Linked DNA regions of Homo sapiens: region 1 is linked to region 2. A link is an interaction called in ENCODE POLR2A ChIA-PET data of the cell type or tissue named here. Cell type or tissue: Panc1. All regions are shown on one strand. Each heading gives the region's core, and the rest is flanking DNA. Links, peaks and the distances in the headings are about the cores only. Region 1 overlaps CXorf58 (chromosome X open reading frame 58). Region 2 overlaps APOO (apolipoprotein O).

Region 1 (15,351 bases), core at 4,070-12,069, 81 kb after region 2:
AAAATTTTTATTTGTTAATAATAGACTAGGCCAGGCGCAGTGACTCATGCCTGTAATGCCAGCACTTTGGGAGGCCGAGGCGGGCAGATCACCTGAGGTCAAGAGTTTGAGACCAGCCTGGCCAACATGGTGAAACCCCATCTCTACTAAAGATATAAAAATTAGCCAGGTATGGTGGCACATGCCTGTAATCCCAGCTGCTCGGGAGGTTGAGGCAGGAGAATCACTTGAACCCAGGAGGTGGAGGCTGCAGTGAGCCAAGATCGTACCACTGCACTCCAGCCTGGGCGACACAGTGAGACTCTGTCTCAAAAAAAAAAAAAAGACTAAAATTGGTCAGGGCTCTTAAATTATGCAGAACATTTAATTTAATGCCATTTTATTTGTTTTAATGGAATGTTATTATTTCTTTGATTCTGGTAGCACATTTAGAAAAAAAATGGTCTGGACTATGCTATTGAAAATGAACTTTCAGCCAGGCACGGTGGCTCATGCCTGTAATCCCAGCACTTTGGGAGGCCAAGGCGGGCGAATCACCTGAGGTCAGGAGTTCAAGACCAGCCTGGCCAACATGGTGAAACCCCGTCTCTACTAAAAATACAAAAATTAGCCAAGCGTAGTGGTGCATGCCTGTAATCCCAGATACTCAGGAGGCTGAGGCAGGAGAATTGCTTGAACCCTGGAGGCAGAGGTTGTGGGGAGCTGAGATCGCACCACTGCACCCCAGCCTGGGCAACAGAGTGAGATTCTATCTCAAAAAAAAAAAAAAAAAGAAAGAAAGAAAATGAACTTTCAAATATTTATCCTTTTTTCACATGAATTCTCATCATACTTATTTATTTCTTTATTTATTTTGAGACAGAGTTTTGCTCTTGTTGCCCAGGCTGGAGTGCAATGGTGCGATCTCAGCTCACCACAACCTCCACCTGCCAGGCTCAAGTGATTCTCCTGCCTCAGCCTCCCAGGTAGCTGGGATTACAGGCATGCACCACCACACCTGGCCAATTTTTGTATTTTTAGTAGAGACGGGGTTTCAACATGTTGGCCAGGCTGGTCTCGAACTCCTGACCTCAGGTGATTCGCCCGCCTCGGCATCCCAAAGTGCTGGGATTACAGGCGTGAGCCACCACACCTGGCACTCTCATCATACTTTTAAGTTTCATGAATATTCACCACAAATTGTGTCTACAGTATAGGAATCACCTGGGAATCTTGTTAAAATGCTGCCGCTGCTGCTGGTCCATAAACCACACTTTATTTTATTTTATTTTATTTTTTTGAGACGGAGTCTCGCTCTGTCGCCCAGGCTGGAGTGCAGTGGCATGATCTTGGCTCACTACAAGCTCCGCCTCCCAGGTTCACGCCATTCTCCTGCCTCAACCTCCCGAGTAGCTGGGACTACAGGCTCCCGCCACCACGCCCGGCTAATTTTTTTTGTATTTTTAGTAGAGATGGGGTTTCACCATGTTAGCCAGGATGGTCTCAATCTCCTGACCTCGAAACCACACTTTTTTTAAAATTCATTCAGCCACTCTATATCTTTTGATTGGAGAGTTTAGTCCATTTACATGAATGTTATTACTGAGAAGTACAGACTTAGTTTTGCCATTTTCATATTTGTTCTGGTTGTTTTGTGGTCTTCTCTTCCTTCTTTCCTTCCTTCCTGCCTTCCTTTTAGTGAAGGTGATTTTCTCTGGTGGTATGTTTTAATTTCTTGCTTTTTATTTTTTGTGTATCTGTTGTATGTTTTGGGATTTGAGGTTACCATGAGGCTTGCAAACAATATCTTATAACCCATTATTTTAAACTGGTGACAGATTAACACAGATTGCTTCAACAAACAAAAAAATAACAAACAAGCAAAGAGAAACCAAATAAAAACTCTGCACTTTAACTTCATCTCCCCACTTTTTAACTTTTTGTTTTTTCTATTAATATCTTATTGTATTGTCTATGTCTTGAAAAGTTATTGTAGTTATTATTTTTGATCAGTTCATCTTCTAGTCTTTCTATTCAACATATGAGTAGTTTACACACCACAATTGCAATGTTATAATACTGTTTTTCTGTGTACTTACTATTACCAGTGAATTTTGTACTCTCAGATTTCTTATTGTTTATTAATGACCTTTTCTTTCAGATTGAAGAATTCCCTTTAGCATTTCTTGTAGGACAAGTCTGTTATTGACAAAATTCCTAAGCTTTTGTCTGAGAAAGTCTTTATTTCTCCTTCATGTTTGAAGGATATTTCCACTGCATATACTATTCTAGGATAAAAGTTTTTATTTTTCCTTCAGCACTTTAAATATGTTACATCACTCTCTCAGCCTGTAAGGCTTCCAATGAGAAGTCTGCTGCCAGACGTATTGGAACTCCTTTGTATGTTGTTTGTTTCTTTTCTCTTGCTGATTTTAGGATTCTTTCTTTATCCTTGACCTTTGGGAGTTTGATTATTAAATGCCTTGAGGTAGTCTTTGGGTTAAATCTGCTTGGTGTTCTGTAACCTTCTTTACTTGGATATTGATATCTTTCTCTGAATTTGGGAAGTTCTCTGCTGTTATCCCTTTGAATAAACTTTCTACCCTGATCTATCTCTCTACCTCCTTTTTAGGGCCAATAATTCTTAGATTCACCCTTTTGAGGCTATTTTCTAGATCTTGTAGGCATGAGTCATTCTTTTTTATTTGTTTTCTTTTGTCTGCTCTAATTGTGTATTTTCAAATAGCCTATCTTCAAGTTCACTAATTCTTCTGCATGATCAGTTCCTCTGTTAGGAGACTCTGATGCATTCTTCAGTGTGTCCATTGCATTTTTCAGCTCCAGAATTTCTTTCTGCTCGATTATTTTTAATTATTTCATTCTCTTTGTTAAATTTATCTGATAGGTTTCTGAATTCCTTCTCTGTGTTATCTTGAATTTTGTTGAGCTTTCTCAAAACAGCTATTTTGTTTGTTTTTTGTTTTTTTACGTCAGAACATGAACACAAAAACAGCTATTTTGAATTCTCTATCTGAAAGGTTACATACCTCTGTCTCTCTAGGATTGATCACTGGTGCCTTATTTAGTTTCTTTGGTGAGGTCATGTTTTCCTGAATGGTCCTGATGCTTATGGATGTTTGCCAATGTCTGGGCATCGAAGAGTTAGGTATCGTAGTATTTACTGTAGTCTTTACAGTCTGCGCTTGTTTGTAACCTGTCCTTCGTGAAAAGGCTTTCCAAGTATTCAAAGGGACTCAGGTGTCGTGATCTAAATCTTTGGTCACTGCAGCCATATCTGCATTAGGGGGCACCCCAAGCCCAGTAACACTGTGGCTCTTGCAGACTTGTAGAAGTACTGCCTTGTTGTTCTTGGCTAAGATCCGGAAGAATTCCCTGGATTACCAGGCAGAGACTTTTGTTCTCTTTCCCTACTTTTCCCCCAATAAATGGAATCTCTCTCTTTCTGTACTGAGCAGCCTGGAGCTGGGGGACGGGTAAAACAAGCACCCTTGTGGCCACCACCACCACTGGGACTGCACTGGGTCGGACCTGAAGCAAGCATAGCACTGGGTCTCTCCCAAGGCCCACAGTGACCACTGCCTGGCTACCATTTACTCAAGGCCCAAGGGCTCTACAGTCAGCAGGTGGCAAATCCGGATAGGCTTGTGATGTAAACCACACTTTTAATAGCAAGGCTCTACAGTACAGGTTTTACTCCTTGGACCCTTATACATGACTATATTTAAGTTTTAAAAAGATGGACATTCTCATATTTGGCCATTTATAAACCACATATCAAAGGTTATTTTTCTGTAACCCTGGCAAGATCCCCCTTCTGGAAATGTACACAAAAACTGTGGCCCATCTTAAATCATGAGTTCTAGCATGTATGCAGGAGAGAAGACCACACAGCCTGGCAGTTTCTGATCAGATCCTGCATGTGCGGCATTGACTCTGAAGAGTTTTAGAAAAGGAAAAGGGACCACTTTTCTCCATGTTCTCAGGTAGTATCAGAGAAAATTTAACTTTATTTCAGAAAATTATCAAATGAAGCCAGGCTCGGTGGCTCATGCCTGTAATCCCAGCACTTTGGGAGGCCGAGGCGGGAGGATAACCTGAGGTCAGGAGTTCGAGACCAGCCTGGCCAACATGGTGAAACCCCGTTTCTACCTAAAATACAAAATTAGCCGGGTGTGGTGGTGGGCGCCTGTAATCCCAGTTACTTGGGAGGCTGAGGCAAGAGAATCGCTTGAACCCAGGAGGCAGAGGTTGCAGTGAGCTGAGATTGCACCATTGCACTCCAGCCTGGGCAACAAGAGCAAAACTCCGTCCAAAAAAAAAAAAAAAACACCTAGAAAATGAGCTACATGTTTTCATTATGGAATATGGTGTTTCAAGAACATTAATATTTATATAGATCAACTTCAAATGTGGAAGTATATGTTTATCCTACTTGAAGGATAAATTTATGCCACATTTATGTATAGAATAAGCTTGTAGTTACCCCTATAAAATATCATCAATTGTTTCTTTCCTAGGATTATATAATGAGGCTTTTTCAAGAACTGAAATCCTCCTGGGTCTACTCCTGCCACCCCCTTGCTGTACACAGGCTTGAGCAAATGAGAACCTTAGAGGCAGTGATTGGAAATCACTGCTTATGCATTAAAACCCATCATAATGCTGTATAATAACTTAAATTTTTGTTTAAATTAGCCCACAGATAGAAAAATATGCCTCCGTGCCTTTATCTTCTGTGCTACAACTTTCACTCTCCTGGGGTAGTCATTGTTAATGGTTTGCTGTGTATCCTTCATGTTTCCCATGAAAATACACACATAGAGATTTTTAAATTTTGTTCTTATTATAAAAGTGTGGTCATATTATTGACCTTGAATTTTTCACTAAACATCATAACGGGTTTTAAATGATCAGAACATACCCAACTTGAACAGTTTAAGGTTCCTTTTTCCCTTTAGTTCAGCTTCAAACTCTGGTAACACTTGGATTCATGGTTGATAGAAAACTTGTAAATATGGAATATTTCTCACTCTAAGCTTACTCAACTCTGTTGCTCTTTGTCTCTTTGTGTTTTTTGTTTGTTTTTGTTTTTTGTGTTTTTGTTTTTTGTTGTTGTTGTTGTTGTTTTTTAGACAAGGTCTTAATCTGTTGCCAAAGCTGGAGTGCAGTGGCACCATCTCGCAATCTTGGCTCACTGCAACCTCCCCCTCCCAGGCTCAAGCAATTCTCATGTCTTAGCCAGCTGAGTAGCTGGGATTACAGACATGTGCCACCATGCCTGGCTAATTTTTGCATTTTTTTTTAGTAGAAAGGAGGTTTTGCTATGTTGGCCAGGCTGATCTCGAACTCCTGGCCTCAAGCGATCTGCCCACTTCCGCCTCCCAAAGTGCTGAGCCTACTGAGCACTTTCTATCAAATATGATCTTAAACATTTTATGCACATTACTCTATTTAATTATCATAAACACTACAGTGTATTTTCTGTTATTATCCTCATTTTAAAAAAGACTGAGGGCCGGGTGCTGTGGCTCACGCTTGTAATCCTAACACTTTGGGAGGCCGAGGCAGGCGGATCACTTGAGGTCAGGAGTTTGAGACCAGCCTGGCCAACATGGTGAAACCCATCTCTACTAAAAATACAAATATTAGCCAAGCGCGGTGGCACGTGCCTGTAATCCCAGCTACTCGGGAGGCTAAGGCAGGAGGATCGCTTGAACCCAGGAGGCGGAGGTTGCAGTGAGCCGAGATTGCACCACTGCACTCCAGCCTGAGTGACAGAGTGAGAGTCTGTCTCAAAAAAACAAAAACAAAAACAAACAAACAAAAAAGACTAACTTGCCTAAGGTCTCACACCTGGAAAATGAAGGAACCGAGATCAAGACCTAGTAGCCTGCCTCCAAAGTCCCAGTTCTTAACCACTCCTGAGAGTTAGGAACTATGCTAAACAGCAGCATACACATTCTCTTAGATGGCCCTGCAATAACTCTGGTTAGGGACACATTATTCCCATTTTCCCTATTAGGAAGCTAGAAGTTGGAAAGACTTGCCAGGAGCATAACTGAGACTTGAACACTTCTCTGTGTTTCCACTGTACTATGTACATTTTGAGGTTAAAACAACCATGCAGTTATGGTGGTTTTGTTTATTCTGAACCTGTATGTAATTGGACTGTTCCAAACCAAGAAACTGTTCCAATGCATGGATACCAGTTATTACCTCTTCCATGAGTGACAGTTCCCAGTAGAAACAGGAAAGTGTCTTGAGATACTAGAGTAGCTTTACAAGCCCAAGTGTGGATCTAGGCCAGCAAATAGCCACAGAGCTGTGGGGGCTTCTGGCCACAGAGATGCTGAGTATCAGGATAAGTGCCAGATTTAGAGATGGCCCGCTTTGACGCTTTGAGTCACCCACTAAGAACAGAACCTGCCTCTTGAATCCTACCCTGATTGGCTGGTATCCTGGAATCTTTGCCTAGTTTTTGCCCTTGCTTTTCTCCTGGCTCTAGGCTCTTCTTTCCCATTGCTTCCTATGGAGAAGGACTTTCTTGACTTTGGCCATACACTGCAGATGTCTGAGAAAGAACATCTTGGCCATTGGACAGCAAACATTTCTCAAACCCCTCTCACAGGTGGGCAGAGAGCTTGCCCTATGCTGCCAGGCATGTTTTTCTTTGGCTGAGGGACCAGAATGGGCCAGACACAGATGAGGCACACAACTGAGGCACTGCACACATAAGGAAACTGGGTCTTGGAGAGATTGGTGGTGGTGGCTGAGTGGGGCAGTGTAGGGAGGACCTGTCAATAAATACCTTTTTGGGGAGGCTAAGGTGGGCGGATCACTTGAGGTCATTTCAGGACCAGTGTGGCCAAAATGGCGAAATTGTCTCTACTAAAAATACAAAAAAAAAAAATTAGCCAGGCATGGTGGCACGCACCTGTAGTCCCAGCTACTCAGGAGGCTGAGGCAGGAGAATTGCTTGAACCCGGGAGGCAGAGGTTACAGTGAGTCAAGATGGCACCACTGCACTCCAGCCTGGGCGATAGAGGGAGACTCTGTCTCAGAAAAAAAAAAAAAAACCCTAAATAAATACCTTTTGTACTGTGGCTCACGCCTGTAATCCCAGCACTTTGGGAGGCCAAGGCAGGCAGATCACCTGAGGTCAGGAGTTTGAGACCAGCCTGGCCAACATGGTGAAACCCCATCTCTACTGAAAATACAGAAATTAGCTGGGCGTAACCCCAACACTTTGGGAGGCCGAGGCAGGTGGAACAGAAGATCAGGAGTTCGAGACCAGCCTGGCCAACATAGTGAAACCCCGTCTCTATTGAAAACAAAAATTAGCTGGGCATGGTGGTGCACGCCTGTAGTCCCAGCTACTCAGGAGGCTGAGGCAGGAGAATCGCTCGAATCCAGAAGGCGGAGGTTGCCGTCTGCCGAAATGGCACCTCTGCACTCCAGCCTGGGTGACAGAGCAAGACTCCGTCTCAAAAAATAAAAATAAAAATTTTAAAAACCCTTTTTTAGTAACTTCAGCTAAAGTAAATTATAGTTATGCCTACAGAAATTCCTAAAGCAGAAATTATATGGTCTTCATACCTGTTCAGTGTACAATTACTTGTTTTTACCTTTAGTGTCACTGTGGGGCTGGTTAATTAGAACCATAAAATGTTGGAAATTAATTGCAAGAAAACATAATGGAGAGATTTGCCAATACTATCTTTATTTTATTTATTTATTTATTTATTTATTTATTTATTTATGAGGTGGAGTCTCACTCTGTCGCCCAGGCTGGAGTGCAGTGGCACAATCTCGGCTCAGTGCAACCTCCACCTCCTGGGTTCAAGCGATTCTCCTGCCTCAGCCTCCCAAGTAGCTGGGATTACAGGTGCTCACCACCCTGCCTAGCTAATTTTTGTGTTTTTTAGTAGAGACGGGGTTTCACCATGTTGGCCAGGCTGGAATCGAACCCCTGACCTCAGGTGATCCACCTGCTTTGGCCTCCCAGAGTGCTGGGATTACAGGTGTGAGCTACTACACCCGGCCTATCTTTTCTTTAGTTGTGTAATGTATAAAGAAATTTGTTGTGGGGATGAGGGAGGGGGGAGGGATAGCATTAGGAGATATACCTAATGTTAAATGACGAGTTGATGGGTGCAGCACACCAACATGGCACATGTATACATATGTAACTAACCTGCACATTATGCACATGTACCCTAAAACTTAAAGTGTAATAATAAAAAAAGGGAAATATTTATGGTTATGGAAATGCTTGCCCTGATAAAAATCCTACATATTGTTTTTTTAAATTCACATTTTATGCTTATACAATCTCTAGAGCTCTTACTATGTTGCTATAAGACAGTAATATAGTGATAATTTACCAACTTTATTGAAAATGTTGTTACATCAATAAAATAGCATGCTGGAAAAAAAAGAAGAAATTAATGAAATATAAAGCAAAAATGATCTACCTAAAGGAAAGCTCCATATCACATTTTCACTAAACTGTTTGTCTCTTCAGTTCTATACGTTAGGAATAAAACTTCAACCATTCAACCATTTGAATGTTTTCTTCCTTTTTCATTTTCTACATGTGTCTGTGATATTCTAAGCTTTGGAATTTAAAAAAATAAATAAAGGAATAGTCTGAATAACAAAAGTGAGAATTGGAATAGAAAATGCATTATAGCTTGCTGTTGTGTGTTAAGAAAAAAGAACAGTGATTCTCAGTTTTGATCCTGTCTCAACCACTCTTTCTTTTCTCTTTTTTTTTTTTTTTTTTTGAGACAGCATCTCACTCTGTCACCCAGACTGGAGTGCAGTGGCATGATCTCAGCTCACTGCAACCTCCACCTCTCAGGTTCAAGCATTTCTCCTGCCTCAGCCTCCCGAGTAGCTGGGTTTACAGGCACATGCCACCATGCTAGGCAAATTTTTGTATTTTTAGTAGAAAAAGGGTTTTGCCATGTTTGCCAGGCTGATCTCGAACTCCTGACCTCAGGCGATCCGCCTGCCTCGGCCTTCCAAAGTGCTGAGATTACAGGTGTGAACCACCGTGCCTGGCCTCAACCACTCTTTTAGGCCTTGTATCAACATTATAACAGAGTTCCCATACTTTCACAAATACCGCATTCTGACATACAAAGGAAGAAAGAAACTTAACTGGAATCAAAAGATGTTTGAATTTTCTTTTCTTTTCTTTTCTTTTTTTTTTTTTTTTTTTTGAGACAGAGTCTTGCTGTGTCCCCTAGGCTGGAGTACAGTGGCATGATCTCGGCTCACTGCAACCTCCGCCTCCTGGGTTCAAGCGATTCTCCTGCCTCAGCCTCCCGAGCAGCTGACATTACAGGCACCTGCCACCACGCCTGGCTAATTTTTGTATTTTTAGTAGAGACGGGGTTTCACCATGTTGGCCAGGCTGGTCTCGAACTCCTGACCTCAGGTGATCCACCTGCATCGGCCTCCCAAAGTGCTGGAATTACAGGAGTGAGCCACCACGCCCGCCCTGAATTTTCTTTTGTGCTATCCTTCCCTTCATATAAACATACCCTTTGTGGCCAGAAGTACAGATCTGTAATATAAATATGTGTTAGAAGAGTCAGCACATACTTATGGCGGGGGTGCAGAGTACTTAAGTCTCTACTCACAGTCTATGTATAGCTCTTAGCACAGGATACTTATATGTGGAAGGGTATGGTATAAGTAGGGCCCAACAGGATTTGAGCTTCCATATATTCTGTGATTCTTCTGTCTCTGACCTCTCAGGTGCTTTCCTTGAGCATAAAATGTTGACATTTGGGAGAGAAAAGAAAACCCCTCTATTTGCCACTTTTTAGCTGCTGAGAATGAAGTCTGAAGGGAGGGAGGCTTAAACAGTCTGAAACATACATGTTTCCACTTACCAGCAGTGTATTAACACATAAAAGAGAGGTGGTACTAGTGACACCTTTCATTGCAGTTCCTACGGTAACTCGTTGAATCACCAGATAAGTTTTCTCTGCATTGACTGCACGAATGATATTACAGGTTTGTTTTGCTTTTCAAAATAAAAGAATTAAAAGTCTTTTAAGGGGAAAAACCAGTTGTTTTAAAACTATGTTCTCTGAGGATTCTGGACTCAGCAATTCCTCTAGCTGCATTTAAAAACTATGTAGATGGCCTGGCGCGGTGGCTCACGCCTATAATCCCGCACTTTGGGAGGCCGAGGTGAGCGGATCACGAGGCCAGGAGATCGAGACCATCCTGGCTAACACGGCGAAAGCTGGTCTCTACTAAAAATACAAAAAATTAGCCAGGTGTGGTGGCATGCGCCTGTAGTCCCAGCTACTCAGGAGGCTGAGGCAGGAGAATCGCTTGAACCCAGGAGGTGGAGGTTGCAGTGAGCTGAGATGGCGCCACTGTTCTCCAGCCTAGGTGACAGAGCAAGACTCCGTTTCAAAAAAAAAAACCTATGTAGATAAGGCTATGGAAACAATTTTAAGTGGTTTAATAATCCCTATATAATCTCTTTGCAAATGCAGCCTTTCTATTGAATAGCAAGCTGCTAGAAGAAAGGAACAATATTTGATGTATTTGTCAGAAGAAATATGTAAAGGGCGTGCTGATCATTAATGCTATTCTACTATTTTTAAAGTCTATTTTCTATTCTTTTTACAGGCAGTGGATGATGCTTGCAAACTAATGGGGGAAAGGAAATTTCACCGTATAATTATGGAAGATGAACGTATTTTCCCGAAGTCCAAAGTAACTGATATAATGGATGTTGTCACCATGCAAGATTATGTACAAGTAAGGAATTTAGATTTAGAAAAACAAACAAACCCAGCAAGTCTTCCTAACTCTGTCATCCAAGAAGATAGAATCATACTTTTTTATTATGGTAAAATATAACACAATATAAAATTTATTATTGTATTATATTTTATTTTATTTTTCAAATATATTCTATAGAATGAAACTTATTTTCGGATGCCCAAGCACTAGAACTTTCTTTTAAAATTTTTTTTTAATTTAACTTTTATTTTAAGTTCAGGGGTACATGTAGAGGTTTGTTATTGTATATAGGTAAACTCGTGTCAAGGGGGTTTGTTGTTCAGATTATTTTGTCACCCAAGTATTAGGCCTAGTATCCATTAGTTATGTTTCCTGATCCTCTCCCTCCTCCCACCTTCCACCCTCTGGTAAGTCCCAGTGTGTGTTGTTCCCCTCTATGTGTCCATGTGTTCTCATCATAAAATTGACCATTTTAAAGTGTACAATTCAGGGGCATTAAGTACATTCACAGGGTTGTGCAAGCATCACCACCATCTAGTTCCAGAACCTTTTCATTACCCCGAAAGGAAACCCTGCATCCAGTAAGCAGTCACTCTCCATTCCTGCATCATTCCAGCCCCATAAACCACCAGTCTGCATTGTCTCTATGGATTTGCCTAATCCGGATATTTCATATAAAGGAAATCATGTGATATATGGCTTTTTATATGTAGGGAGCTAAGGAATTTGGGGGTTCTTTTGGGGTGATGGAAATATTCTGAAATATTCATAGGCAGTGGTGATAGTTGCACAACATTGTGAATATACTAAAAACCATTGAGTTACATACTTTTTTTTTTTTTGAGACAGAGTTTCGTTCTTGTCGCCCAGGCTGGAGTGCAATGGCGCAATCTCAGCTCACTGCAACCTCTGCCTCTTGGGTTCAAGCGATTCTCCTGCCTCAGCCTCCCGAGTAGCTGGGATTACAGGCATGTGCCACCACTCCCAGCTAATTTTTTTGTATTTTTAGTAGAGACGGGGTTTCACCATATTGGCCAGGCTGGTCTCAAACTCCTGACCTCAGGTGATCTGCCCGTCTCGGCCTCCCAAAGTACTGGGATTACAAGCGTGAGCCACCACGCCTGGCCGATGTTGTGTTTTCACAAATGGAAGGTTTGTGGCAAACCTGCATCAAGCAAATCTATCAGTGCCATTTTTCCAATAGCATGTGCTTGCTTTGTGTCTCTGTGTCACGTTTTGGTCATTCTTGCAATATTTCAAATCTTTTCATTATTATTATATCTGTTATGGTGAACTGTGATCAGTGATCTTTGATGTTACTATTGTAATTGTTTTGGAGCACCACAAACTGAGCCCATATAAGATGGCAAACTTAACCAATAAATGTATGTGTTCTGACTGCTCCACCAACCAGCCATTCCATTATCTCTCTCTTTCCCCTCTGGTCTCTCTATTTTCTGAGACACAACAATATTGAAATTAGGCCAATTAATAATCCTACAGTGGCTTCTAAGTGTTCGAGTGAAAGAGTCATGCGCCTCTCACTTTAAATCAAAAGCTAGAAATGACGAAGCTTAGTGAGGAAGTCATGTCAAAAGCTGAGATAGGCCAAAAGCTAGACCTTTGCACCAAAGAGTTAAACGTGTTGTGAATGCAAAGGAAAAATTTATGAAGGAAATTAAAAGTGCTACTCCAGCGAACACACAAATGATAAGAAAGCAAAATAGCCTCATTGCTGATATGGAGAAAGTGTTAGTGGTCTGGATAGAAAATTAAACCAGCCACTCACGCCTGTAATCCCAGCACTTTGGGAGGCCGAGGTGGGCGGATCACGAGGTCAGGAGATCGAGACCATCCTGGCTAACATGGTGAAACCCCGTCTCTACTAAAAATACAAAAAATTAGCCGGGCATGGTGGCGGGCACCTATAGTCCCAGCTACTAGGGAGGCTGAGGCGGGAGAATGGCGTGAACCCAGGAGGCGGAGCTTGCAGTGAGCCGAAATTGCGCCACTGCACTCCAGTCTGGGCAATAGAGTGAGACTGTGTCTCAAAAAAAAAAAAAAAAAGAAAAAGAAAAAAAAAGAAAAACCAGCCACAATATTCCCTTAAACCAAAGCCTAATCCAGAGCAAGGCCTTAACTCTCTTCAATTCTATGAAGGATCAGAGAGGTGAGAAAGCTGCAGAAGAAACTTTGGAAGCTAGCAGAGGTTGGTTCGTGAAGTTTAGGGAAAGAAGCCGTCTTTATAACATAAAAGTGCAAGGTGAAGCAGCAAGTGCTGATGGAGAAGCTGCAGCAAGTTATCCAGAAGATCTCACTAAGATAATTGTTGAAGGTGGCTGCACTAAACAACAGATTTTCAATGTAGACAAAATGGCCTTATACTGTTAGAAGATGCCCTCTAGGGCTTTCACAGCTAGAGAGGAGAAGTCAATGCCTGGCTTCAAAGGACAGGCTGAGTCTCTTGTTAGGGGCTAATGCAGCTGGTAACTTTAACTTAAAGCCAGTTCTCATTTACCATTCTGAAAATTTTAGGGCCCTTAAAAATTATGCTAAATCTATCCGGGCGGAGTGGCTCAGGCCTGTAATCCCAGCACTTTGGGAGACCAAGGCAGGTGGATCACAAGGTCAGGAGATCGAGACCATCCTGGCTAACACCGTGAAACCCCGTCTCTACTAAAAAATACAAAAATTAGCCGGGCGTGGTGGTGGGCGCCTGTAGTCCCAGCTACTTGGGAGGCTGAGCCAGGAGAATGGCGTGAACCCAGGAGGCGGAGCTTGCAGTGAGCCGAGATTGCACCACTGCACTCCAGCCTGGGTGACAGGGCAAGACTCTGTCTCAAAAAAAAAAAAAAAAAAAAAGAAAAAAGAAATATGTTTCATAAGGCTATAGCTGCCATAGACAATGATTCCCCTGATGGATCTGGGTAAAGTAAAATTTAAAAATCCAGAAACGATTCACCATTCTAGATGCTATTGAGAACATTCATGAGCTGGGCACAGTGGCTCATGGCTGTAATCCCAGTACTTTGGGAGGCTGAGATTGGAGGATCTCTTGAAGATGGAGTTTGAGACCAGCCTGGGCAATATAGGGAGACCCTGTCTCTACAAAAATTACCCCCCACCCCAAAATTAGCCAGGTGTGATGGTATGCCCCTATGGTCCCAGCTACTCAGGAGACTGAGGTGGGAGGATTGCTTTAGCCATGATTGCACTCCAGCCTGGGCAACAGAGTGAGACCCTGTCTCAAAAAAAAAAAAAAAAGCCACAGCCACCCCAGTCTTCAGCAACCAGTACCCTGATCAGTCAGCAGTCATCCACATCAAGGTAAGACTCTCTACCAGCAAAAAGAATAGGACTCACTGAAGGCTCAGATGATCATTAGCATTTTTTAGCAATAAAGTATTTTTTTTCTTTTTGTGGAGATGGGATCTTGCTATGTTTCCTAGGCTGGTCTCGAACTTCTGGGCACAAGTGATCCTGTCAGCTCTTCCTCCGTAAGTTCTGGCATTGCAGGCATGAGCCATTATGCCCAGCCATAACAAAGTATTTTTAAATTAAAGTATGTACATTTTTTTTTAAATAATGCTGTTGCACACTTAAACTACAGTATAATGTAAACATAACTTTTATATGCACTGGGAAACCAAAAATTAGCATGACTCTATTTGTGATATCCACTTTATTACCATGGTCTGCAACTAGACCCACAATATCTCTGAGATATGTCTGTATACAGCCTTAACTATTCACTCATTTGCTTCAGTGTGAAACATGAAATTAATGCAGTGCCTTAGAGACTCCCAATTATGTTTTCTTTCTTTTAGAGTCTTAGACTGTGAGTTTAGGGAAGTGAACCAGGAAATGCCAACTATCTTTGCTAAGGACAAAGACCACATACTTTCAGATTGTGAACATGTCAAGGATTAATGTCATAGAGAGGAGTCCCCAGATAGACATACTGGAAGAGAGAGATAAGATCATTGTTGACGTTTGAGTCCTTATACGGGTGTGGCACTGTCTTTAGCACTTTACATGTGTGTTATCTTCTTTCATCTTCAAGTTTGTAAATTCTGTGACCTTTTTTACAAATGAGAAAAATGAAGTTTAACAAGCCTCAAAAAAACTTGCCTGAGGTCACAGACAGATCTGATAAGTGGCAGAGCAGATGATTGACAGATCTATGATATTTACCCATTTTACTACTTCACTCAGGAAAAAAAATACCCAGCCTTACTTTGCATGGCAGTGCAGGACCATAAAAATGACCAGCAAATTGAAACCATGCAAAGCAAACTTAATAATTTGTGGGGAAAATTGTGATTGTCCTGTGACTTTTCAAACTTTTTGTCTGTAGTCCCAGCTACTTGGGAGGCTGAGGCAAGAGGATCACTTAAGCCCAGGAGTTTGAGGGTAGCCCAGGCAACATAGTGAGACCCCATCTCTGAAAACAAAACAAAACAAGCTTCTTTGTCAAAACATTAAAAACTCTTTTGCTGTCTGTTATAAATACATAGGAAAATGAAAGAAAAAAACCCAACACATTTAGAACACTTTTAGTACACTATAATTTAA
Region 2 (15,351 bases), core at 4,767-12,766:
TCACCATGTTGGGCAGGCTGGTCTCGAACTCCTGACCTGAGGTGATTCACCCGCCTCAGCCTCCCAAAGTGCTGGGATTACAGGTATGAGCCACCGTGCCCGGCACAATTGGAGATTTCTAAATATTTTAGAGGCCAGTGACTATTCACTTGATCTTTTAATATACAACCAAAAATTCTTAAACATGTAAACTACTAGCTTATTTTTTCTATCTCAGTTTATTAATCTGCTTTTGTCTTCCCCAGGAATTTGATAGATTTATTGCATTGTTAAAAACTAAAAACTGGAAACAACCTATGTTGGTAAGGATTAAGTAGATCATGGTAGTCCATACTAGGAAATCATTAAGCAACTAGAGAAGGAATGCGTAGCTCTATTAAGTACTGACAGGGAAATACTTACACAATATGTTATGTAAAACAAGTTCATTCATTCATCAGCATAGATTAATATAGTACTGTCTATGGCAAAAAAAAAAAATGAACCTAAGTCTAATTAAGCCTTCGGATCCAACTATAAGTTTATGGGAAATATAGAGAAGAAAGAAACCAAGAGATAAACAGAATGATACTAAATGGATACATTCGGCCACAGCCAGAACATGAGAAATTCTTTTTTTCCCCTCCCAGCTCAATCCTTGTAGAAAACAGGAATTCTAAAGGACAAATAAGCCAGGTTTTTCAACAGATAAATAGCAAGGGACAATGAGGGAGCGGAAACTATTACAGTTCTAAGAGACCTATCAGTCAAACACAACAGGCAGATCTTGTTTGGATCCTGGTTCAAACGAACCAACTGTAAAAAGTTATTCATGAAACAACCAGGAAAATGTGTACATTGAACTGGATATTAGATGATGTTAAGGAATTAGTGCAATTTCTTTCTTTCTTTGAGACGGAGTCTCTCTCTGTTGCCCAGGCTGGGAGTGTGCAGTGGCACGATCTTGGCTCACTGCAACCTCTACCTCCCGGGTTCAAGCAATTCTCCTGCCTCAGCCTCCTGAGTAGTTTGAACTACAGGCATGAGCCACCATGCCCGGCCTTAATTTCCTTTTTTTCTTTTTTCTTTTTTTTTTGAGACAGAGTCTCACTCTGTCACCCAGGCTGGAGTGCAGTGGCGTGATCTCGGCTCACTGCAACCTCCGCCTTTCGGGTTCAAGCGATTCCCCTGCCTCGGCCTCCCGAGTAGCTGGGACTACAGGCGCACGCCACCATGTCTGGCTAATTTTTGTATTTTTAGTAGAGACAGGGTTTCACCATATTGGCCAGGCTAGTCTCAAACTCCTAACCTCATGATCCGCCCACCTCAGCTTCCCAAAGTGCTGGGACCACAGGCGTGAGCCACCACGCCCAGCCCCAGCCTAATTTCTTTTTTTTTTTTTTTTCCCCAAATCAATAGGTCTTTTATTGCATCATTTAAATATCACAAGTAGGTCTTAAGTGTCATCTGGCATCTTCTTTCTGTAGCCAGGTAACTCTTAGATCTTATTCATCAGCCTGCTGAACAGTTCCTTTTTCAGAGACATAGATACCATCCAAAAATTTCCTGATATCCTTGTTTTTAACTGTTGTGGCTTGCTGAATCAAAGCCGCTGAATTTGAAACAAGCTCAATGTCATTTCCTTCAAGGATTAATTCATCTTTCTGGGCTTGAGATACTGAACAAGCAACACCTGGTCTCATCCGAACCCTGCGGATGTATTTTTCACCCAAAAAATTTCGGATTTCAACAAGAGACCCATTCTCCTGGATAACAACGTTGATGGGGAAGTGAGCATACACAGACCTCATCTTGTAACGGAAGCCCAGTGTAACACCCTTGATCATGTTCTGTACATGACTACAAATAGTCCGAACGGTAGCCAGTTCCTTTCTGTTACCCCACCATTTGTCAACCCGGAGCCTCTTTTTTTTCTTTCCAAGAAGGCTGAGTTCTACATTGATGTGATTGAAGTCCCTCCGCAGGGTTCCTCTGGGGCCCTTCACGATAACTGTGCGTCCCTTCAGAGTAATGTCGACATTTTCTGGAATGTCGACAGTCTGATTGCTGAGAATAGTCTTCATTCTCGCAGTAGACGCAGCAAAGAAAGCCTAATTTCTTTATGTATGATAATATAATTACAATTATATGCCTTCAGTAAGTTTTCTGTGCAGCTACTCAGAAGGGTGAAGTGGGAGGATCACCTAAACCCAGGAGTTGAAGTCCAGCCTGGGTAACACAGCAAGATCCCATCCCCCCAGATAAATAACAGTAAAAAGAAAGTTTTCTGTGAACTTGTAAAACAATATGTGGAATATGATCCCATTTTGTCAAAAAACCAAAAACATGCATGTATGCATGAATATATTATAAATGTATAAATAAATTTATTTAATTTATAAATAAATTTTAAATATAAATAAATATATATATTTGTTTTTGAGACAGGGTATCACTCTGTTGCCCAGGTTGGAGTGCAGTGGAGTGATCATGGCTCACTGCAACCTCTTTCTCCCAGGCTCAGGAGATCCTCCCACCTCAGCCTCCAAGTAACTGGGACTACAGGTGTTCGTCATCACACTCAGCTAATTTTTTTAATTTTTTGTAGAGACAGGGTTTCGCCATATTGCCCAGGCTGTTCTCGAACTGCCAGACTCATATAATCCACCTACCTCAGCCTCCCAAAGTGCTAGGAGTACAGGTGTGAGCCACTGCACCCGGCCTATCTATCTATCTATCTATCTATCTATCTATCTATCTATCTATCTATATTTAAAAGTCTGGAATGATATACCAAACTATTAACAAAAATTACCTCTGGAAAAAAGAATAAAGGGGCCAGATGTGGTGGCTCACACCTGTAATCCCAGTACTTTGGGAGGCTGAGGCAGGTGGATCACCTGAGGTCAGGAGTTCGAGACCAGCCTGACCAATATGCTAAAACCCTGTCTCTACTAAAAAATACAAAATTAGCTGGGCATGGTGGTGCATGCCTGTAATCCCAGCTACTTGGGAGGCTGAGGCAGGAGAATGACTTGAACCCGGGAGGCCTCAGAGGCTGCAGTGAGCAAGATTGCTCCACTGCACTCCAGCCTGGGCAACAAGAGTGAAACTCTATCTCAAAAAAAAAAAAAAAAAAAAGAAAGAAAGAAAAAGAAAAGAATAAAGGATAAGACAAGCTTTTTTGTTTTGTTTTTGAGACAGAGTTTCACTCTTTTTGCCCAGGCTAGAGTGCAATGGCACGATCTCGGCTCACTGCAACCTCCGCCTCCTGGGTTCAAGCGATTCTCCTGCCTCAGCCTCCCAAGTAGCTGGGATTACAGGCAACTACCACCATGCCTGGCTTTTTTTTTTTGTATTTTTAGTAGAGACGGGCTTTCACCATGTTGGCCAGGGTGGTCTCGATCTCTCGACCTCGTGATCTGCCCACCTTGGCCTCCCAAAGTGCTGGGATTACAGGCGTGAGCCACCACACCCGGCCAAGACAAGCTTTTAAAACAGTTAGCTAAAAACATTTTTTACAACCAACACGAATCACTTTTATAATTAAAAGCTACACCTCCTCCAATAAAGATCTAAAAACAATAAAGAATGAAGTCAAGGTTGTGTATTTCAGCAAGCTGAACTCTGGTGCAGAGTATCTTTGAAAATTGAAATGGATATTTACCTAATTTCCCTTTATTCTATGTCTTTTTCATTGTCCCTGTACAGAAATATATCCATTCTGGCTGACAGGGATTTAAAAAAAGAGAGAAATATAACCATATTAAAAGTCAAGTCTCTAGAGGACATGTGTCACTCTGTGGCTGCTCACCCTCCAGTCATCCTTCTAATGGCACATCCCATGCATATCTGGCCCCATTCACCAGAGATACTGATTCTGGGGTGCCCTTTGCCTTTTACCAAGCTCCCCGGGTAATAGTTTGTATCTGAGAACATACTGATGTTGGGTTACTGTATGAACAGCTATGCTGTGAAAGAGGAACTGGATTTGTTTTCTGTGACCACTAAGGAGACATATTTTTGCTTAGCAGAGGAAACAGCTTCCAAAAACTCAGAATTGTCCCAGGATGGCTGCCCCATAGGGTGAGTTTCCCATCAGTGCTGGTGTAAAAGAAGGAACATACAGGGTTTCAGGGGAGTCTGCTTGAGGCTGGGGGTTGGGCCAGATAACCACTCTCAAATTCTCAGTTTATGTGACTCTTTGGGTCTCCAAAAATATAAAGAAAGCTTGAGGAAAAAAGACCCTTCAAACTCAGGGTTTTCATAAATTTTAAGTAAGGGCCATGATTTACAATAAATGTAACACCAATTTTCAAAAAATTTTCTGATTATAAAATGCATACTCATTGCAGAAAATTTTTTAAATACAGAAAGTTATAAAGAAGAAAAAAATATAAAAATCATCATGCCACTGAAAGATACACACTTTCTGTCGTATCTCCTGGCTTCATCCCCTCTATAAACATATCACACTACCTTTTTTTCATTTAACAATAATTGTGCACACGTTCCCATGCAATTAAATACTGTAGAAACAGAATAATAATATTCTTCTTTATAGATATACCATAATTAAGCCATTTTCCTGTAGTTGAATATCTAGGTTGCTTCCAAATTCAATTACAGTCTTCTAATTACCAGGAAATCACAAGTGCTATTATACAATTTTTCATATATACACAAACAATATAACTAGTGTTTTGAGCCTCTCTGTAACAGTCATGCATTCCAGTGTTCACTGAGTATTAGATAAATACAAGTGTACTTACTATAATAAAGTGTTGTTTGAAAAAAACCTAAGGAATAATGACACTTTTCAATTGTTTGAAATACATTTGTAGACAAATCCCAACTGTCTGGTTCTAGCTTGTCTAAAAAACCCAGGTAACATTAGTGGAACAAACACAAATAAGTAAGTCACAGCATTTAAGCCCAGAAACTAAAAGATGGAATAAAATATTTTCACATCAAATTGAAACTGTTATAATTAATTAAATTAAATTAATTAAAAACAAGTCATTTCAGCTGGCACTACAATGCTGAAAATAATCACAGAAATTTCTTGTTTTTTACCTGATTAAGATGGCAGAGCATGGAGTTTTCTACTTAGTTCCAGGTGAATTCTTCACATTTCCTGGCTTTTAAAACAAAAGAAAGAGCTTGAATGCAGTTTGAAAAGAAATAGTGCAACTCCTTAGTGTCCTGAGTATTTGGCTGAACATGAACATTAAAAATTATTATGGGGGACAGGGTCAAACCATTTTATTGAGGACTTGGGGGGTTGTTGAAGAAAGGCTGAGGAGGACAATGAGATCCCACATTCTCGCAGTTACCGACCATTAAATATTATTTTACTGCAAAGTGATCCATCTGTCAGTAAATTGAAGAAGTTACTAGGGCTCTCTGAGGGCCCTACTGTAGAGTGACTTGGGCAGAGAGAGCAGGAAATAAAGCTCCATTAATCCTCATTATGCAGATTCAGCCAAACAGTTGATTCTAATTAAAAAATCAATATATCTTCCTTTTATTTCCTGAAATAAAGGTTTTACACCTATGGGAAGGCTTCCTGTAGGTATTTACTCCATGCATTATTCACCATTATCCACCATAGGGGCCAATCCACAAAACATGTTTACTCTGAAAGAAGTTAGACCACACCCATTCTGCCCAGTGGCCCTCCGGGAACATATAATTAGGCCATGTAATCCATAAGAAGCAGTGTAGGAAAAGCTTCTAGTGGGAAAAGTTCACGTGCTAAACTTTTAAGGCCTTACTTTCTTTTCTATACGTTTTTTAGACTTTAATTCTGAAAACACATTAATAGTCAGAGATCAGATGGCAGTCTGAAAAACAGGAGGCTGCAGCTGGGCGGGCCATGGGGGCTAAGATTCTGTTGTATAGACTTGGAGCAGTTTCTCCTGGTGCCCCTCTTTCAGAGTTATTCATGGATGAAGGAAGAGGAAAAGGTGAGAAAGCAGGAGCACGTGACTAACCCTGTCATTTCAGAGCATGGTTTCTAGGCAACTTTGGGGCTCCCTGGAGTGGCTGAGAACTGGTCTATAAGTACTGTTTTATACCCGTTGTCCCAACATAATTAATAGTGTCCCCTTTCACTCTCAAGAGTATCCTGGTTTGCCGGGCATGTTGGTTCACGCCTGTAATCCCAGCACTTTGGGAGGCCGAGGCGGGAGGATCCATTGAGCCTGGGAATTCAAGACCAGCTTGGGCAACATAGAAAAAGAAGTTTAAAAAAAAAAAAAAAAAAAAAAAGAGTATCCTGGTTTTGATGATAAAGTATATGGTCACCACATCCACTTGATGATGGAGTTCTGGGAAACAAGGCCATACGAACTGCTTGGCGGACCAATGATCAACATACAATTCTCAGGTCTACTTGATGCTCTGAACAAGAGTGCTACAGGACTGAGAATCTGTGCCCTTCTCCTCCTCCAGAGCCACTCCCCACCCTGCCTCCTCACATGCATGCACACAAGCGAACACACATACCCATATGTGAACACACACCCACCTACAACCCAGAGGCCTTTTTGCTGTTGCTCGAAATTGACAAACTCCCTACTGGGACAAGACCTTTGCAAAATATACCCCACTGACCGAGACCAGACAATCCCAATTTTTGCCTAGCTAAATGTTATTCATCCTTTACATCAAGGCTTTCTTTGTACCCTGTCCTTCAATTTAGCAGAACCTTCTATTCCCTTTCATAGCACTCATGTACTTCCTGATTGTGTAATTATTTCTTTCATGTTTGAGTCTTTCATTAACCTGTAAGCTTCATGAGGGCACAATATCCCTAGGGCCTCCTAGCACACACTATTCAAATATTTGTTGCATAAACAAATGGAAAGCCAGGGGCAGTGGCTCACACCTGTAATCCCAGCACTTCAGGAGGCCGAGGCGGGTGGATCACTTGAGCCCAGGAGTTCAAGATCAGCCTGGGCAACATGCTGAAATCCTGTCTCTAAAAAAAATACAAAAATTAGCCAGGTGGGATGACACATGCCTGTGGTCCCACCTACTCAGGAGGCTGAGGTGGGAGGATCACTTAAGCCAGGGAGGTTGAGGCTGCAGTAAGCTGTGACTGCACAACTGCACTACAGTTTGGGCAACAGAGTGAGACCCTGTCTCAAAACAAACAAACAAATGGAATGGGGTAGAACTTAGAGATCTGATGAATGTAAAAAAGCTTGGGTTTCTATTTTCTTAACACATCCATGAACACGAATAACAATTTCTGTTAGCAAAATTAAAACTTAAAAAAAAATCAAAACATTGATTTCTAATTAGTATGACTGCCATGTGAAGGCTGATTGCCAGCCAAACCTTTGAGGTATAGCAGCCTACTGAAATGTCTGGGTCCCTCACCAGACTAATGAAGAACAAGAAGAGAGAAAAAAAGGCTTATAAGGGCCAGTGAGATAATCATGTCCAACAATCGGGTCTGGCATAAAAACAAGGTGGTTCTCGGCAGGGCGTGGTGGCTCACGCCTGTAATCCCAGCACTTTGGGAGGCCAAGGTGGGTGGATCACCTGAGGTCAGGAGTTCGAGACCAGCCTGAACAACAGGGAGAAACCCCGTCTCTACTAAAAATACAAAATTAGCAGGGCATGGTGGCGCATGCCTGTAATCCCAGCTGCTCGGGAGGCTGAAGCAGGAGAATCGCTTGAACCCAGGAGGCGGAGGTTGCAGTGAGCCAAGATCACGCCATTGCACTCCAGCCTGGGCAACAAGAGTGAAACTCCATCTCAAAAACAAACAAAAACAAACAAACAAAAAAACAAGTTAGTTCTCTACTTAAATACAGTTTAGGTCTGAATTAACATACTGCTTGCCAAATACTTCCAATGATATTCTTATATATTCTACTATCTATACTCGCCAGTACCTCAATCTCAAAAAAATAAGATGCTAAATTCACAAGCTTTTTTATCTTTTGGACAATAAGAAAATGAGCACACAAAAGCATTCTTCTGATTCAGGAAAACAACTTTGTTGCTAGGAAAATTTTCTTGTTTGGTTACATATCACTTATAGTATAACAAAACAGCACAGTCCAATATCTCATTAAAAAAATATTGAGCCCATCCACCACCCTGTCACAAATCAGATCTCTCTTGGCAGAGAACTCCAGGATCTCAGACAAAACAACATTCTGACTTCAAAAAACAGTTCGTGATTTAGCACAAGCCAGAAATCATTTTTTTTTGCATTTTCAGACAGAGAAAGTTTTATCTAGAATATTTTGTAACTCATTTTCATACATATCTGATTTCAGTTTTTATTTTCTTACCACGTCCATGAACACAAATGACAATTTCTTTTTTTTTTTTTTTTTTTTTTTGAGACGGAGTTTCCCTCTGTCACCCAGGCTGGAGTGCAGTGGCGCAATCTCAGCTCACGTAACCTCTGCCTCCTGGGTTCAAACGATTCTCCTGCCTCAGCCTCCTGAGTAGCTGGGATTACAGGCGCCCACTACTACACCCAGCTAATTATTGTATTTTTAGTGAAGACAGGGTTTCACCATGTTGGCCAGGCTGGTCTCAAGCTCCCGACCACAGGTGATTTGCCTGCCTCGGCCTACAAAGTGCTGGGATTACAAGCATGAGCCACCGTGCCTGGGCACAAATGACAATTTCTGCTAGCAAAACCAAAACTTTTTAAGAAAATCAAGACACTGATTTCTAATTAGTATGCCTGCCATGTGAAGGCTGATTGCCAGCCAGCCAAACCTTTGAGGTACAGCAGCCTACTGAAATGTCTGACTCCCTCACCAGTTGAATTATTTTCAACAATTACTTAACTTCTCCAAAATGCAGTTTCCTCACTTATAAATGGGGATAATAATAGAACCCACCTCAAAGACTCTTCCTGAGCAAAGAGTTTAGCGCCAAGGGCCAAGCTCACAGCAAGTAAGTGCTCAATAAACATTATCTATCCTATATGGCAGGCCACTTTATTTTTTGGATGAAGAAAATAAAAGGTAAGGATAAATGACCTGTTAAAGACCCCAACACAATTCTAGTTCACTTGATGAGGTAGGCAGAATAATGGCCCCTCAAAGATGTCTTCTATTTCTGGAACCTGTGACTGTTACCTCACACAGCAAAGGGAAATTAAGGTTGCATTGGAATTAAGTTTACTAATCAGTTGCCCTTAAAATAGGGAGATGATCTTGGATTATCTGGGTGGGCTTGATTCAAGCATAAGAGTGCCTGCAGTCTAAGAGGGAGGCAGAAGAAGAGGTCAGAAGGGGGATCTGCAAACGACTTGCTGCAGGCTTCGACAATAGAGGAAGGAAGCTGGAAACAGCCCTCAGCCAGCAAAACAGACCTTGGTCCTACAGCCTCGAGGAACTGAGTTCTGTCAACAATCTAAATGAGCAGGAAAGAAATTCCCCCCTAGGGCCTCTAGAAAGGAACGCAACCCTGCTGACACCTTGATTTAGAATTGGACTTCTGACCCACAGAACTAAGATAATCATTTGCACTACTTTCAACCTGTAAATTTGCAGTCATTTATTTTGGCAGCAATGGAAAACTAAAACAATGACATAAGGATTCCTGACTACAGGGTATGGTTCCATTTTCTATCAGTGGACATTATCTTCTCAGGCAGAAGCGAAAATGTGCAGTATCACATGAGTGGTGGTTGATGACTATCATGTGGCTAGAGTCCAGCCATTTCATATGTTCCTCACATGAGATAACCTTATTTAATCCTCAAAACAGCTCCAGGAGGTACTATGCCAGTTCCCACAGAGCTGGAGTAACTTCCCAAGGTTTCAGGGCTAGTAAGAGGCAGAGGTGGGGTAGGAGTCTGGTGCTCCCGCTCCTCTTAGTCCACTGGACAACGCTGTATCCTGCCCACTGATACCAAGAGTGCATTCCTTTCTAAAGAGGAGATGACATTATTCAGGATTTCTAACTTTTCATTTTGGTAAATAATGGTGTTTTTAAAAAGAAAGAAAAAATCATTTCAAAATCATTTCCTAATACCTGTAGTTCTTAGAATTTTAGACAGCAAAAAATTACAAAGCACAAACTCATAACTTTATGGAAAACCCATCAAGCTGTCATTTAAAAAAAATACAGTGGTAAGAATACTTAACATGACATCTGCCCTCTTGGCAGATTTTTAAGTGTACAATACGGTACTGTTATCTATAGGCACAGTGTTGTGCAAGGGGTCTGTAGAACTTATTCTCTTTGCTTGACTAAAACTTTGTTGATTACCAACTCCCTATCTCTCCCTCCCCCAATCCCTGGCAATCGCCATTCTATTCTCTGCCTCTATGAGTTTGACTATTTTAAATACCTCATACAAGTAGAATCATGCAGTAATTGTCCTTCTGTGATTAGCTTACTTCAAAGATGAACATTTTAAAACTACATGACTTACTTTCAGCCAAACTTTGCCATGTTTAGAGAGCCGAGGAACTTCTAATGGAGGAAGAAAAAGCAGGGCATGTTTACTCAGGGTGGTGGCTGCTGCTTCCCTTTCATTTTCCTGCTGAGCCAGCAAGGGCCTGAATAAAACTATTAACAGCTCAGCTTTAGAAGTTCTGCTCAGTTTTCACATTGGTAACAGGTTTATGCTTCTTTATTAATTTCCTGCCTTTTAAATAATTAGTGTTGGCCTTCAGCAGTCATTGTACAATTCTGTGATAGTAATTTGTTGCATTAAAAAAAAGCTAGTGAAAAACTAAAATATGATATTTACTGAGACATACTGCTGTGTTTAGCTAATTATAAGACAACTCTAAGCTGGGTGCGGTGGCTCACGCCTGTAATCCCAGCACTTTGGGAGGCCGAGGCAGGGGGATCACCTGAGGCCAGGAGTTCGAGACCAGCCTGGCCAACATGGCGAAACCCCGTCTCTACTAAAAATACAAAAAAAAAAATTAGCCAGGCATAGTAGTGAATGACTGTAATCCCAGCTACTTGGGAGGCTGAGGCGGAAGAATCGCTTGAACCCAGAAGGCGGAGGTTGTAATGAACCAAGATGGCACCATTACACTCCAGCCTGGGCGACAGAGCGAGACTCCATCTCAAAAAAAAAAAAAAAAAAAAGACAACTCTAGTCGGGTGCAGTGGCTCACGCCTGTAGTCCCAGCACTTTGGGAGGCTGAGGCGGGTGGATCACTTGAGGTCAGGAGTTCAGGACCAGCCTGGCCAAGATGGTGAAACCCTGTCTCTACTAAAAATACAAAAATTAGCCAGGCGTGGTGGCGCACGCCTGTAATCCCAGCTACTCAGGAGCCTGAGGTAGGAGAATTGCTTGAACCCAGGAGGTGGAGGTTGCAGTGAACGCGATCGCACCACTGCACCACTGCACTCCAGCCTGGGCTACAGAGCAAGACTCCATCTCAAAAAAAAAAAAAAAAAAAAGACAACTCTAAAAGAGCCATCTGTGACCCTGAGGACTGACACCCACAACTGACCTCCTGACACCCACAACTGGCCTTCATCTCTGATACTGAGACCTTGGGTTAGGACTATTCTGAAAGGGTTTCGGATTAGCAATGGACAATCAATAAATATTTCATGCTTTTATTAAGCTCCTAGAGTCAAAGAGTGAAAACCATAATGGAAAAGGTCAATAAATCAACTACATGAAGAACTTCTTCTGATCATCAAGACACCAAAACTGAAAAGACAAGCCATATTGAGAAAAGACATCTGCAAACATCTGGCCAAAACTATTAATATCTAGGAAAAAAATAAAGAACCCTTATAAATCAATAAGGGACAAATGACCCATATAAAAAGTGGCCAAAAGACATGAACAGGCATTTCAAGAAGAAGCCAATAAACCTGTGAAAAGATGCTCAATCAGGGCAATGTAAATGAAAACCACGATGGGAAATTCTGGGAACATCTTCACATGCTAGATAGTGAGGTAACTATCACAGACTACTTGGGTCATGTCAAGAGGACTCAGAGCCAACTTCCACTAGCAAAATGGGACAGTTTGAACTTTAATAAGACCAAGAATTACAAAGCATTCAAAACTATCAAATATGTTTAAATCTATAAACCCGTAATGATTTTTAATTTATTTATTATTTTAAGAAACAGGGTCTTGGCCAGGCGCAGCGGCTCACACCTGTAATCCCAGCACTTTGGGAGGCCGAGGCGGGCGGATCACGAGGTCAGGAGATCGAGATCATCCTGGCTAACACGGTGAAACCCCGACTCTATTAAAAATACAAAAAATTAGCTGGGCGTGGTGACGCGTGCCTGTAGTCCCAGCTACTCGGGAGGCTGAGGCAGGAGAATGGTGTGAACCCGGGAGGCAGAGCTAGCAGTGAGCCGAGATCATGCCACTGCACTCCAGCCTGGGCGACAGTGCGAGACTCCATCTCAAAAAAAAGAAAAGAAAAGAAAAGAAACAGGGTCTCGCTCTGTCACCCAGGCTGGAGTGGAGTGGTACGAACACAGCGCTCACTGCAGCCTCAAACTCCTAGACTCAAGTGATCCTCCTGTCTCAGCCTCCCAAAGTGCTGGGATTACAGGTGTGAGCCATTGTGCCCAGCCTATAATTATATATATATATATATACACACACACACACATATATATCCATCTCTATATAAATATATATATATATTTATTTATTTATATTATTTTTTTGAGATGGAGTTTCACTCTTGTTGCCCAGGCTGGAGTACAACGGCGGGATCTTGGCTCACTGCAACCTCCGCCTCCTGGGTTCAAGCGATTCTCCTGCCTCAGCTTCCCGAGTAGCTGGAACTACAGGCATGTGCCACCACGCCCAATTTTTTTGTATTTTTAGTAGAGACGGGGTTTCACCATGTTAGCTAGGATGGTCTCGATCTCCTGACCTCGTGATCCGCCCACTTCAGCCCCCCAAAGTGCTGAGATTACAGGCATGAGCCACCGCGTCTGGCCCTATTTTTTTGAGACAAAATCTCACTCTGTCGCCCAGGCTGGAGTGCAGTGACGCGATCATGGCTCACTGCAACCTCTACCGCCCAGGTTCAGGTGATTCTCCAGTCTCAGCCTCCTGAGTAGCTGGGACTACAGGCGCGTGCCACCACACCTGGCTAATTTTTTATTTTTAGTAGAGACGGGGTTTCACCCTGTTGGCCAGGCTGGTCTCGAACTCCTGACCTCAGGTGATCCACCCGCCTCGGCCTGCCAAAGTGCTGGGATTACAGGCGTGAGCCACCGTGCCTGGCCATTATTTTTAAAGAAAAACTAACAGGTGATCTTCTGAGGAAAGGGAATGAATTCATTATTTTGAAACTGGATAAATAAGAGAAAAAAATCAAGTAATTATCTTGTTTTTCCTATATAAACTATAACTGGGTAACTAGTAGATAAGAGAAGGGGTTCTTTATCAAAATATTTCAGCTAATTTGAGAAAATGAAACAATAGAAGCAAAATATCACCATTTTCTTTTCTTTTTTTTTTTTTTTGAGACAGAGTCTTGTTCTGTCAACCAGGCTGGAGTGAGGTGGCATGATCTTGGCTCACTGCAACCTCTGCCTTGCAGCTTCAAGCAATTCTCCTGACTGAGTCTCCTGAGTAGCTGGGACTACAGGCACGTGCCACCATGCGCGGCTGATTTTTTTTTTTTTTTTTTTTTTGAGATGGAGTCTCACTCTGTCGCCCAGGCTGGAGTGCAGTGGTAGGATCTCAGCTCACTGCAAGCTCCGCCTCCTGGGTTCACGCCATTCTCCTGCCTCAGCCTCCTGAGTAGCTGGGACTACAGGCGCCTGCCACCACGCCTGGCTAATTTTTTTGTATTTTTAGTAGAGACAGGGTTTCACCGTCTTAGCCAGGATGGTCTCAATCTCCTGACCATGTGTGGCTAATTTTTTTGTATTTTTAGTAGAGCTGGGGTTTCACCATGTTGGCCAGGCAGGTTTCGAACTCCTGATCTCAAGTGATCTACCCTCCTCGGCCTCCCAAAGTGTTGGGATTACAGGTGTGAGCCACTGCGCCCGGCCAATATCACCATTTCTATCCCCCAAAGATTCAATGGGTCTAGGCATTGAGCATCTACAGCTGCTAAAACCAATAAAAACAAAGCAAAAACCAGACTTATGTGCCTACGTGGATCTAGAGCATTGCCAAAAGGATCAAACAGGATCTGGTTCAAGTAGCCCGTGCATCCAGCTGCCAATGTGCAGGGAGTACAGAGAACACGTTAAACTATAGCATAAATGTGTAATCAGCAAAACCCAAACCGTTGGAAACTCTATAGGTGAAATGTGCCAGACTGTTTTAACAGATAAACTGTAAGGAAGTCAACTCCAAAAGATGGAAGGGGAGCCTGTAGATTAAGAGAGACTTAAAAAAAAAAAAAAAAAAAAAAAAAAGTTCGGGCATGGTGGCTCACACCTGTAATCTCAGCACTTTGGGAGGCCGAGGCAGGTGGACTGCCTGAGGTCAGGAGTTTGAGACCAGCTTGTCCAATATGGTGAAACCCCATCTCTACTAAAAATACAAAAATTAGGCGGGGGCGGTGGCGTGCGCCTGCAGTCCCAGCTACTCGCGAGGCTGAGGCAGGAAAATTGCTTGAACCCAGAAGGCAGAGGTTGCAGTGAGCCAACATCACGCCACTGCACTCCAGCCTGGGCGACAGAGTAACACTCCATCTCGAAAAAAAAAAAAAAAATCAAAAGTTGTTTAAGGCAAGTACATTATTGGGGCAACTAGGGAAATTTGAACATGGGCTATATATTAGATAACATTTGTGTAAATAATGAAATGCCAACTTTCCTGAGTACAATAACGGTATTGTGATCATATAAATGAATGTCCACGTTCTTTGGAAATACATGCTGAATTAGATACAGATGGAAAATGCAATGATATCTACAATTAATTCTCAAATGGTTCAGGAAAATAAAATATACTCGTGTGTATGAACACCATGCATAGGTGAAAAGATAGATTATGCAAATGCAGCAAATGTTAGTGAATCTAAGTGAAGGGTATATTCATTGTACTAGTCCTGCACCTGATCTGTAGTTTTGAAATTTTCTCAAAATGAAAATTGGGAAATAAAGTAAAGCCACATACACATATACTCCATGATGAAAAACTCTTTTAAAGCCATCACACTGGCAAAAATGGTAACAATTACTTGGCATCATCTAGTAAAACTGAAGATATGCAGACCCTATGAATCAGGAACCCTGGTCTAGAAAAATTCTTCACAAATTATGAAGCCATGCTGTGTTGTAATAGTAATATACTGAAACCCACCCAAGGAGCCACCAACATGGGTATTTTCCCATAAAGAAAATATGACCAGGCGCAGTGGCTCATGCCTGTAATCCCAACACTTTGGGAGGCTGAGGAGGGCGGATCAC

The links. ChIA-PET counts read pairs that join two places held together with the same protein. Peaks named below come from ENCODE experiments on the same cell type or tissue, not always from the same donor. Only the 100,000 strongest peaks of a DNase experiment are listed, where the experiment ranks them.
Region 1: POLR2A ChIA-PET joins it to region 2 with 10 read pairs; 2 of 35 experiments call an interaction of 5 or more read pairs at or near these places.

Annotation. Positions count from the first base shown.
Region 1 is chrX:23,916,580-23,931,930 of GRCh38, forward strand. It overlaps CXorf58 (chromosome X open reading frame 58), which reads left to right. Exons shown (of 9, transcript NM_152761.3): 6 at 10,660-10,791. Among named protein-coding and RNA genes, the nearest start is that of CXorf58, 16 kb to the left of the region's middle. In Panc1, for the core only: no CTCF peak of the experiment used is centred there; no DNase peak of the experiment used is centred there.
Region 2 is chrX:23,835,258-23,850,608 of GRCh38, forward strand. APOO (apolipoprotein O) reads right to left here. Exons shown (of 9, transcript NM_024122.5): 8 at 5,056-5,120. The coding sequence ends at 5,085. It also overlaps the pseudogene RPL9P7. Among named protein-coding and RNA genes, the nearest start is that of SAT1, 60 kb to the left of the region's middle. In Panc1, for the core only: no CTCF peak of the experiment used is centred there; no DNase peak of the experiment used is centred there; H3K27ac peaks cover 1,975 bases.